Regions from separate parts of the Homo sapiens genome. Here all the other regions are linked to region 2. A link is a contact called in ENCODE Hi-C or POLR2A ChIA-PET data. All regions are on one chromosome and are shown on one strand. The core of a region is the stretch at or near the end of the contact, and the rest is flanking DNA. Distances in the headings are between cores, read along the strand shown.

Evidence for each region. A loop is a pair of places that touch in the nucleus more often than their neighbours do. ChIA-PET counts read pairs that join two places held with the same protein, here RNA polymerase II (POLR2A). Pooled maps may share reads with other maps.
Region 1: a loop to region 2 is called in a map with no recorded cell type, with 1.9 times the contacts of the local background. The contact joins two enhancer-like sites. A Hi-C loop is called at or near these places in 1 of 168 maps with a recorded cell type or tissue (naive thymus-derived CD4-positive, alpha-beta T cell), 5 of 37 single-sample maps with no recorded cell type and 11 of 50 pooled maps. POLR2A ChIA-PET finds 5 or more read pairs at or near these places in 1 of 52 experiments (activated CD4-positive, alpha-beta T cell).
Region 3: a map with no recorded cell type shows a loop between it and region 2 (10-fold over the local background). The contact joins two enhancer-like sites. A Hi-C loop is called at or near these places in 2 of 168 maps with a recorded cell type or tissue (PC-3 and naive thymus-derived CD4-positive, alpha-beta T cell), 13 of 37 single-sample maps with no recorded cell type and 16 of 50 pooled maps. POLR2A ChIA-PET finds 5 or more read pairs at or near these places in 7 of 52 experiments (HepG2, Panc1, activated CD4-positive, alpha-beta T cell and 4 more).

The regions. Positions count from the first base shown.
Region 1 is chr1:12,452,456-12,456,358 of GRCh38, forward strand. VPS13D (vacuolar protein sorting 13 homolog D) reads left to right here. Exons shown (of 70, transcript NM_015378.4): 66 at 3,543-3,675. Among named protein-coding and RNA genes, the nearest start is that of SNORA59A, 53 kb to the right of the region's middle. Within about 2 kb of position 2,241, at least 19 of the 41 ENCODE cell types and tissues checked have a DNase peak (open chromatin) inside an H3K27ac peak, as active enhancers do.
Region 2 is chr1:12,343,314-12,347,197 of GRCh38, forward strand. It overlaps VPS13D (vacuolar protein sorting 13 homolog D), which reads left to right. Exons shown (of 70, transcript NM_015378.4): 43 at 2,061-2,196; 44 at 3,292-3,339. Among named protein-coding and RNA genes, the nearest start is that of VPS13D, 120 kb to the left of the region's middle. RefSeq lists an enhancer at 1,423-1,582. Within about 2 kb of position 1,403, at least 15 of the 41 ENCODE cell types and tissues checked have a DNase peak (open chromatin) inside an H3K27ac peak, as active enhancers do.
Region 3 is chr1:12,432,102-12,435,834 of GRCh38, forward strand. All of the region lies in intron 65 of VPS13D (vacuolar protein sorting 13 homolog D), which reads left to right. Among named protein-coding and RNA genes, the nearest start is that of SNORA59A, 73 kb to the right of the region's middle. RefSeq lists an enhancer at 1,386-1,530 and a cis regulatory region at 1,453-1,463. Within about 2 kb of position 2,295, at least 27 of the 41 ENCODE cell types and tissues checked have a DNase peak (open chromatin) inside an H3K27ac peak, as active enhancers do.

The sequences.
Region 1 (3,903 bases), core at 991-3,490, 110 kb after region 2:
GGGCACCCATGATGAGCACCACTGGAATTCCCTCCCTCCACAGCCCACTTGTTTTCTGCTGTCTTTGAGGGAGAAATAATGGCTGGGCAGGACTTACCTTCCCACTGAGGTGGGGAATGGGGTAGAATTAAGGATGCCTAACTAAATGCCTCCATAGTAAAAGGAGGCCACATGCTTTATGGTAGCCTGGATTCAATCCTCAGAGTGCAGTGAACTGGCCCAGGGCCCTGCCTTTACCACTGTATCCATCATTTGGCTGGCTTTGGTTTAGTTTCTGTAAAACGTCTTTCCCAGTAAAATCTGATTAACTACTCATCAATACAGGTTTGGTTGGATCATAGATTTCAACATCTACTCAAGTTTTCTGGGTTCTCAAAGCTGTATTTCTAGGGGTGAAGACTTTTGTAATGGTTGACTGTTAACAAGTGGCAAAGGACAAGTCCAGTTGGCTTGCATAAGCAATTTTTTATGGACAGAGAAACAGGAATTCAGACAGAAGTCCTACAGTAAGTTGAGATAGGTGTAGGTACCTTTCCATGGCAAAGGTCTTCATCTTACGGAAGAATCCAGCATTAGAGGGAAGAGTGATCTCTTAGGTCATCTCATCCCATCCTCCTTGGGTCAATACATTGTCTTTGTATAGAGAACACCCAGGACCCAGTTGGTGCTGGGGAGCTGAGGCTGCCACAGCAGACTTAGTTGGAAATTAAGCTTTTGGCATAGGCTCACTCATCAACTTTGGATATTAATTGATGGGAGTAGAAGAAGAGGGAGTGATATTGGGTATTCTGCCTAGATTATTCTCCCATATTCTCTTGGTGGGGGAGTATTATAGGATTTTTAACTTCCTCCTAGTTAGCTGCCAGCGATAGGTAAAGAGCACTTTACCCTATCTGTCTTCCAAGAAAGAGAATGTAAGCTCTTAGAAAGAATATAAGAGCTTGAGAGAAACAGGAAAGACCTGAATAAGACCCTGAATTGGCTGCGGTGCTCCTGGGTCTCTTCAGGTGGAGATGTGTCCCCTGGAGACACACAGGACATGGGCACGCGTCACTTAACTGTGGTTCTCACAGCGTCTGGGGCACCAGAGAGACACGTTTTTGTCTGGAACCTGAAGAACGCTGGCAGCCTACATAATTCTAAACATAGCAGGCACTCTTATTGATTCTTTCCAAAACAAAGGTCACATTTCCTTTCTGTGTAGTTTGTGTCCTGGGTTCCTGCTGACTGTTTTGTGTATACGATTGTTACCTTCTCAAAGAGACTGTCAGTTCTTGAGGGCAGGGTTCAAGGCTGCTGTTTGTTTGTGTTCTTCAGCAGTACCTAAATCTGTCCTGGGCTCAGAGGAAGTATTTAGTAAAGACATTCTACCTTGGGTTGTAGGTCACACAGTGCCAGAGCTGGAAAGGATTTTGGAAATCGTAGAGTCCAACACTCTAATTTTGTAAGTGGTACCACTCCAAAAACTTACTTGGGAGGCTGGTGTTTATCTGCTGGAAAGAGAGGATTTTATTATGTTAAACTATAGTGCAAATGACCATAATTCTAAACCTTTGACAGGCTTCCCTCAAACGCTGCAGGCATGTTCCTCCTTGGACTAGTAGCAGAGTAATAAGAACAGTAAGAATGCTAACTAGATACCAGGCCCCCGAGCCATTGTCATGAATGCTTCCAGCCACATGACAAAGTAGGTACTCTGGCTATTCTCCAGATGCAGAGGAGGCTCAGAGGTAGGTGACCTCGCTCAGGGTCATGTAGTTACCAGAATGGTCGAGGGAGGACTGAAGTTTGGTCAGATGCCCCAGCTTGTGGCCCTTCTCCTATACTGTGGTAACTCTCAGATGGGGTCTCTGACTGAAGCCACTCCTTAGTGATTCACGGTGCTAGCTTTGCAGCGTCGTGTGGTGTTTCCAGTTGTCCTAAAGGAAGTTATTAATTTTCATTAACTTTAATTCTCTCATTAGACAGGCAGTGATATGGAAGGCAAGGCAGAAAGCAAACAAATAATGATAGGGGTTACATCTCCAGAAAGGTCAGGAATCACTGCCCTAGGTTGTAAAATATTTGGACTGAGTAAAAGGCATGAGTCTTCCCATAGCTTCTTCCAGGAACTGTTGCTTTACATGGAATTGCTGCTGTGTTCACTAGTCCCTCTTCTGTGCCCAGAACTCACTGTCACATGTGTCAAGAATCCTCATGACTGAGGTTTCCAGGGCAGATCTGATCTGTGTAACACGCACCCTAACCCCCTTGCCAAAGGAGAATGAAATAGGCCCCTAGATGGCCACCCAGTTCCTGGGCCTTCCAGGCAGGCAGCTTGCCTTGAGGCTTTCCCCTGAGCCTTGTATCTAAGGAACATTCCTGTGAGTTTTCTAAGAGGTTAGTCCTGGGTCATTGGCACTTAAACCACTTGTTTTGGTAGATCCTTCCTGAGAAGGTTAATTATATATTTGATATCCTTCTCTTTTTATGCCTGAATGATGAGGATAAGTACTCTGTGGTTTATTAACTGTCACTTTAAACCTTTTCAGATTGTCTTGTGACAAAACAGAGTTTTATGTCCTTTTTATCCCAGCTTTGATGGATGAGACAGCTTTTCTGGTTAAAGTATGCCAGGATAAATAAAATCTCTGAATTGTGGAAAGGGTGGGTTTGCATTTGAAATCATGAGTTCAAGTCTGCCACCTCCTATGAACGGTGACCTAACCTGTTAATCTTTCCATCGATTTCGTTTTTGGCTTTTGACAAATGGAGCTTGGCACCTCATAGGTACTCAGTAATTATTGAATAAATGAAAGACAGCATTACTGGAGGGAGTTTGATGTCTCCAAATATTTGATACCAAACCCTAAAGCAACAATCTGACACATTTCCTGTTTTGAATTCCACTAATTCTTAGAGCAAAGAGCCTATGTTCTTACCATGATACAGTCCTGAAGCTCACTTCTCCCTCAAGACTATTTTGTTATACCTCTGATTTTTTCAGTAAATTTGGAGTAGTATTCTGGAAAGTGAATGTCATTAAAGATTTTTAGTAGTTGCTTTGCAAAGCCTAGTGTCCTCCATTGTATGCATCCCCCAATTGGTATGTGTCCAGTCCTTTTGAGAACCACTCAACCTGGGGCAGACAGTATAGGTAACTGCATTTAAAATATTTAAATTTATTTATATTTAAATTATTGGCCAGGCACAGTGGCTCACGCCTGTAATCCCAGCACTTTGGGAGGCCTAGGTGGGCAGATCACTTGAGGTCAGGAGTTCGAGACTAGCCTGACCAACATGGTGAAACCCCATCTCTGCTAAAAATACAAAAATTAGCCAGGTGTGGTGGTACACACCTGTAGTCTCAGCTACTCGGGAGCCTGAGGCAGGAGAATCACTTGAGCCTGGGAGGCGGAGGTTGTGATGAGATGAGATCACACCACTACAGACCAGCATGGGCTTATCTAATTGTATTTAATTTAAATTTATTTAAAGTAATTCAAATAGTAAAAATAGTGCCAAGACTTTAAAACTCTTCTCCTGCTTTTAACTCCTTCTAGTTTGCTGGAACATTATCAGATGGCTTAGGGAAGACGATGGACAATCGGCATCAGTCAGAGCGGGAGTACATCAGGTACCATGCAGCCACAAGTGGTGAACACCTTGTAGCCGGCATCCATGGCCTGGCTCATGGTAAGTCATGGGTGACATCAGGCTCTGCTGCTGCTGGTCCTCAGAGGCGCCTTTGTATCAATCTGATTGCAGCTATAAAAAAAGAAAGGTGGGCTGGGCGCGGTGGCTCATGCTTGTAATCCCAGCATTTTGGGAGGCCTAGGAGAGTGGATCATGAGGTCAGGAGTTTGAGACCAGCCTGGCCAACACAGTGAAACCCCGCCTCTACTAAGAATACAAAAATTAGGC
Region 2 (3,884 bases), core at 153-2,652:
ACAGGGATGCTCCACCACACCTGGCTAATTTTTTATTTTTAGTAGAGATGGGGTTTCATCATGTTGGCCAGGCTGGTCTCAAAATCCTGACCTCAAGTGATCCGCTTCGGCTTCCCAAAGTGCTGGGATTACAGGTGTGAGCCACCACACCTGGCCCCTTATTAATGATTTTAATGTCTTCTTTTTAAAAGATATTTCGTAAATCAGTGTTTCCTTTTATTATTTTATTTTATTTTATTTTTGTAGAGATGAGGTCTCACTGTGTTGCCCAGGCTGGTCTCAAACTCCTGGGCTCAAGCAGTTCTCTCACCTCGGCCTCCCAAAGTGCTGGGATTACAGGCGTGAGCCACTGCACCCAGCCTCCTTTTAAAAAATAAAGACTTTGCTGCCATCTTGGAAATACATGTCTTTTCATTAACTATCCATTTATTTGACATATGAGGTGATAACCTGTGTGTTTCACAGAATTTGGTGGAAACATAGACATATCATAACCCTCAAGTTTATTGCATCTTGGCCTGATTTTCATGATGGATTGGTGATATGGTATTCTTAAAAGATTCTCAAAGCATGTTGATTTCAATTTTAATTTACATATATGCCACGTAGTACTTTTAACAAGCAGCTAGTTTCAGGACTCAAAGCTAATAAGAAGACAAATTCTGATTCTAAAAAGAACTGATCTGGGGAGACTGCTAGCTGATGCATTCCTGAAGTACCCATACTCAAAACTGGAATGAATGTGAGAAAATGTTCTATCTGATTACTGAGAGATCATAAAATATCCAATAAAGTGTTGTATTATTTACAAGTATTTTTCTATGCACAGGCTATCCAGTGGATATGAATAGGTTAAGACAGCATTTGAATAGGTTAAGATTTAGTATTTGAGCCTCATATTTGTTTTCAAGCTGAGCTGAAATTGAAGAGATTGGCTTTAGCTTTCTGTAATCATGTGCTTTTTGTGGTGCTTTCAGTTCCTGAGTGTAAACTTGCTCCCAAGTCAAGCAGGTTTCCTTTTGCATAGCTTTGGTACCCACACACATTATTCCCAAGAAGCAAGAGTTCTGAACGTGTGGGTCTCCAGGGATTTTATAGGGAAAAAAAAAATCACTATGCTGGGCACACATGTGCTTGGAAGCCACTTTAGCTTCCAGGTAAGAGCAGTGAGCATTTTCCTGTTGGTCCCCACAGTTCTTGGAGAAGCTAACTACAGAACTGTTGGGAACATTTCTGGATAAGCCCATCCTCTGTCATATCAGAAAGGGTTTGACCTCTTTGTCATTTCTGTTTTTGTTTCCGTATTTCATAATCCATTTCAGGTCCCACTATTCTGCTTGAATTCTTCAAAATAAATGCCTTTTCTGGCTTTTTCCCCTTTTGGCACACTGCACCCCACTCCTTGCCTCCCTCCCCGCTTCCTGTCAGCCTCAAATCTAGTTCCCCATTTCACTTCTGGCTTGAATTAGGCAAAATCTAAAATAGAATTAAATGTGCAGTTTCCTCCTGTTCCTCCTGTTCTGCCCACTGCCTTCTGCTCCAGTTTCAGTCGAGCACAGGAGCCCTGAAATGAGCGCTGTGCCTCTCCTGCCCTGTCTGTAGTCACGTAGGGCTGGAGCCAAACAACTGCATGTGGTTCTGAGCGAATTAGGATTTCAACAAAGGAACCAAGAATAATTTTTTATGCATTTCCAAGAGTATGGTTATATGATTAAATCGCTACTGCATTTTTACCACCCCAGTGACATCATTATATAGGTTGGGGTGAGGGTTGGTGGGGGAAAGACCTTGGCTCGTGTTTAGGTTTTGCGTGGTTTGTACAATGGAGGATAAATGCCACTCTTACTCAGTCAAGCTTTACAGATCTTGCAGTTTGTGTTGTAAGTGTAAAACCCAGTTAAACTGTGCTCCTGATTTCCCTTGCATTAGGTAATCTCCAAAAGGTTTAGCCAACTGGGTTTTTACATCATATGTACTAAATCAGATTTGTGTCTTTGCTTCTACTTTTCATCCCTTCTGGAGATTGTGCCTAATATCTTTTTCTTTGTTCTGCCTGACAGACACACCCATGACCTCCGGATTCATCAACTGCAAGTGAGAGTAAATGGCTGGGAGCAAGTGAGCCCAGTGTCTGTGGACAAAGTCGGGACCTTTTTTCGATATGCAGCACCAGATAAAAATTCATCTTCCTCTACGGTGTGTGACATTCAGGAAGTCAGATGGTTAAGCGACTGTCAGGAAGTCAGATGGTTAAGCCTGTAATAAGCTTACTCTAATGAAACTTTCTTGTTCTTTCTTTCCCCTAATTCTAGGACTGACTGGGTCAGTCATAGGCATTGGTAATCAATATGTAGATAAGCCAGCCAATGGTTAGTTTCAGTAGAAAAACAAGATTTAAAATCAGCAGTAACACATTTCCTCACCTCTGTAGATCCATTTCATGCTAGCTGGCCTGACTGGCAGTTTACTAGTCTGCTGAACCTGAGTCTTGTTTTTATTTCACATATTGTTATGCTGTCCATATACACTGTGTTTTTAATATTTCTTATAATGCAGCACCTTGATCCTTTTACTCTGTGTCTCCAAATCTTTCTCTGTGGCACAAAGAGAGATGTCCACTGTCGTTTATTTTCTGATCACACATGCTCTCACATACCCTTCCTGCCTGTAGTCCCAGTGGTTGGAGGGACAGCCCAGGAAATGATGCAGGTGGCATCCCTGACTTGTACATGCAGGTGGAGGCTGACATCCTGGCTGACAGAGCTGCCATGGGTCCTCTTGCCCCATCCTCCTTCATACTTCATGGAACACTTGCACTTATTTTTGGGTAGCCAGTAGTGAGGTGGAAATGCAGACGTGCAGAGATATTGCAGCTTTCTTCATGAAAAATATTCTTAGAAAACACTGTTGCACAACTGTCCATTTTTACTGTTGCTCTTGTGCCCCAAGTTTCTTACAAAAAAACAAAAACAAAAACAAAAACAAAACCTTTTCAGGATTACTTTTCAGCCTAAGTTTATGTCTAGTAATGACAGGACCAGTTCCCTCATAGGTACCTTTCTTACTGCATTGATGTGTTGGGGAGAAATTTGGCATACGTTGAATGGTTATAAAATGAATATTGTTTTTTCCATATCTTTAAGAGGAGATGTTTTATCTTCATAGTAGACTATACTTTACTTGAAAGTATTTACAAACACGACCCTTTGAAGAAAATTATGTTGTCATTGAATTTAACGTTGCTAATTATCTTAAGTCTGTGCTGACTCTAACTTTTGAAATCTTTTTCAGATTGGCAGCCCAAGCAGCAGAACAAATATTATACATCCCCAGGTTTATGTAAGTATGATTTTCCTGTTGTCATTGTGTTTATTGCGTATATACACTGCACCTGAATCATGTGGATATACATTTCTTAATGATCAGAGAAACTTTATGACATATATGCGATTGAAATTTATCTCTGCCCTTTTCTATTAATGATTACCTTCCTTTTCCAAAAACTTGCAAGAAAATGTTTTCACCTAGCTTGGTGTGTGAGACTAAGTATTACAGGGAAGGAGAAGGAAAAGGCAAATGTTTGGTCCAAGGTCTCCTTTTCATTCTAAGTTAAAATAGAAATGAACCCTGGTATGACCATATGTGTTTCATAGTTTTGGGTCCAAAGGTCATGAAAGTAAATAAGAAGGAAAAAGTAGCAGTTTATTTCCTCTTTGGCTTTTGAAACATCATCACGAAATGACATTAACAAACTTATTCCAGGCTTTTATTTATAATTTCTTCTCCCTGATGATTGTAGGTTTTGAAACAAAATTTCAGGTAGGCCTGAACAATATCAAGGTTTGAAACAACATCAGGATTTCTTTTTTTTTTTTGAGACGGAG
Region 3 (3,733 bases), core at 1,045-3,544, 90 kb after region 2:
GAAAAGAGCAAGCCAGGTGCGGTGGCTTACACCTGTAATCCCAGCACTTTGGGAGGCTGAGGCGGGCGGATAACCTGAGGTCGGGAGTTCGAGATTAGCCTGACTAACTTGGAGAAACCCCATCTCTACTAAAAATACAAAATTAGATGGGCATGGTGGTGCATGCCTGTAATTCCAGCTACTTGGAAGGCTGAGGCAGGAGAGTCGCTTGAACCTGGGGAGGCGGAGGTTGCTGTGAGCCTAGATTGTGCCATTGCACTCCGGCCTGGGCAACAAGAGCAAAACTCCGTCTCAAAAAAAAAAAAAAAGAAAAGAGCGAAAACATCTTTAGTACTGGTTCTTGCCCTAGGACAGAAGTGGCTGTTTGCTGTACCTCTCAGTGGACACTGAAAATGTGGATGTGTCCAGTTGCCTGCTGTCCAGCAACCCTGGAAGAACTTGTGATGGCTTTGTCTTCGTTATGAGAACACTTTGATCTGAACCCCTTTCCTTTTCTGAATCCTTTCCCTTTTTTTTTTTTTTTTAAGACAGTCTCACTGGCTGAAGTGCAATGGCACCATCTTGTCTCACTGCAACCTCTGCTTCTTGGGTTCAGGCAATCCTCCCAACCCGGCCTCCTGAGTAGCTGGGACTACGGGAGCACACCACCACACCTGGCTAAATTTTTTTTTCTCGTAGAGATGGGGTTTCTCTATGTTGCTCAGGCTGGTCTCTAACTCCTGGGCTGAAGTGATCCTCCTGCCTCAGCCTCCCAAAGTGCTGGGATTACAGGCATGAGCCACTGTGCCTGGCGTCTGAGTCCTCCTTCTAAAGGGAACCCACTGCACAGCATCTGGCTGCTGCCAACAAAATGACTGCCCCACCAGTCCCACAGGTGATGAGAGTTTGCAATGGCCTTCACAGCTTAGTACCTTAGTACCTTTTCTCTCCTGGTAACTTAGAATGGAAGCCCCATGGGGGCCCACGCATATCTGCGAGGGTGCACAGGCATGTGGCAGAATGAGCCAGGGGCCACCCTCTTGTTCTGGAGGTGCTGAGAGCCGGCCTGGCTGGGGGCTGTAACTGTCAGGCTGACTCCCAGCCACACTGTCCTCCCTGGAGTAGGTGCTCGAAACCTTTGCTTTTTGCCTTTTCGCTTTAATCTGGAACGCTTGGGGAAAAAAAAAAAACAAAAAAACAAAAAAACAACAACAAAACAGTAGACCAAATGGTGACTGAGTCCCAACCCTTCTTCAGGCCAGATGAAATCATGGTCCCTGCTGGCGCCATTCCTCCATCTCAGAGCCCTCACTTGGGTTCAGACCCTCAGTCACACAGGGAGCCCCGCCACAGCTGAAGTGTTTTGTCAGAGCAAGATTGCAAAGAGTTAACACTTTTGCTTTTTCGGAAAGTTATCTGTGAAGAGTATTAGTTGTTTAATAAAGCGTGCCTGCCCTCCCGATGAACCCGCCAGTGACTCTGCAGCTGGGGTCATTCCAAGTTCACGCAGTGGACTTTTGACTGCCTTCTGTGTCTGTGAAAACAGTCGGCAGCTCCTGCGGGGATCATTCATTCAGGCCTGTAACACAAAACTATTGCCAATGGGCACCTGCTGGGGCAGCTTCCCGGGAGGGCTGGGAGGAAGATACCAAACTCATCAGGCATCTGTGGAGATAAGAGCGGCAGGGGATCCACTGGGATCCCGCTAATCAGGCCTGCACTTAGACCCCACTGCCTGGCCAACAGGCTGGTGTCAGAATGTATTAGGCAGCCCTGGCCAGGATAGGATGTGAGCTAATTAAAGGCCTTTTACAAAGAGGAGGAGGTAGGGGGTGGGGAGAGAGAGAGAGTGAGAGAGAGAGAGAGAGAGTGTGTGTGTGTGTGTGTGTGGAGGAGGAGGAGGAGGAAAGAAGTTTGAAGTGCATTCCCCAAATTTCCAGCACATTCTTTATTCCTCTGTTTTATCCCTCAAAACAGAAGAAAACAAATTAGAGGCTGAGCATTTGGTTATTTCTAACCTGAAATTGTCATTCATTGTGCCTGATGCCGTATTGGTTTTAACTGCTATTTTTGTGGAATTACATATACTGTGAAAGACATCTTTTGCCGCAGTCTCCCTGGGAACATCCTGTTGTTGAAATGCCGTTGGTCAGCTGCTTGAATTTTGCCCTTTTCTCTGACTTTGACACATCAAGGCAAAAATAGGTACCTATTTGTGGTGTGTTCTAGGTTTCTCCCTTTTGCTTGGAAAATCCACTTGCCAGCTGTGAAGGGTGCTGCTGGGAGGATGAAATGAGTCAGTGCACAGCGTGTGCTCTTAAAGTTTGGTGGTTGAGGTGGCGGTGGTAGCAGCTTGGCTCTGTGGTTTAAAATGCCACAGCATGCACTATCTTGAAAATACTCAGTAGTCCTAGCATACAACTGGGTTTTAGTTACACCTACTTAAGGAAGAAAGCTCATTTGAAAGTGTTTGATTTTCCTGTACTTTCGTTTGTTTATTTAGCCTGTGTATTCCCCCCACCCCCAGTAAGCAGCAAACTAACTTATTTATAGGCCTCAGGTATGTTTAAATCTGTGGTATTTTCTTAATCAGCCTGATAATGATACATTTTTGAAAGCAGTTTTGTTCACACATAAACCTAAGCCTTTATTATATTATTCTGATACATTCCACATAAGCTTGTCTGTGCACAAAGAAACATTTAGATTAATCTTGTACTACATGGTAACAATCCTAGGAAATTCCAATCAAAAGCCAACAACCTGTTTCCTTCATTCTGGACTGTTGGTGGGTTTGTTTTTGTCTGTGGTCTGATAAGGAGTAACAACAATGTTAATTTTGTATTTCCTTGGCATTTGTCTCACATAATCTTTTGTCAAAGTTGACCAGTAGGCTTGTCAGGCTTGCCATGCAGTTTATGAAATAAATAGTTACAATGGAGTAGTTAACTTAGCCCTGCGGAATATGTTAGTGTATCCTTACCGTAAGTGTTTAAAATGTTAATTACATTTATCTTTATTTCTCAGCATTGCTATACAGAAAACATGGGATAGACACTGATACTGATTGCCCAGTTGAAATAAGTTTTGAATTTAGTAACTGAATGGATAGCTTTAAAAATGGTACTAATATTTTGGGAGACTGAGGTGAGCAGATTGCTTGAACTCAGGAGTTCGAGACCAGCCTGGGCAACATGACCAAAAAAAAAAAAAGTCTAAAAAATACAAAAATTAGCTGGGCGTGGTGGCACCCGCCTGTAGTCACACCTACATGGGAGGCTGAGGTGGGAGGATCATCCGAGCCTAGGAAGTTGAGGCTGCAGTGAGCTGTGTTTGCACCATCACATTCCAGCCTGGGTGACAGAGCAGGACCCTGTCTGAACAACAACAACAAAAAGATACTCATATTTATTGACTGCTTCACTATGTGCCAGGTACTGTTCTGAGTCTTCATACAAATTGATTTGTTTAATCCTCATAACGACCCTGTGGAATGCTAGTTTGTAAATGAGGATACTGACGTTCAGAGAAATTAACTAATTTGCCCAAGGTTACAAGGAGAGCCAGGCTAAGAACCGAGATTCTCTGATTCAGAGCCCGTCCTCTTAATACCAGTGCAAAAGCAGCACTCTATCTAGTAGGCTTCATTCTCGAACCTCTCTGCGATATATTTGCAGGGATTAACCATGTAAGGCTGTATTATCAAGGGGATACAGAGAATTTGAGTCACAGTTTAAAGTCATTTCCTGTGCTA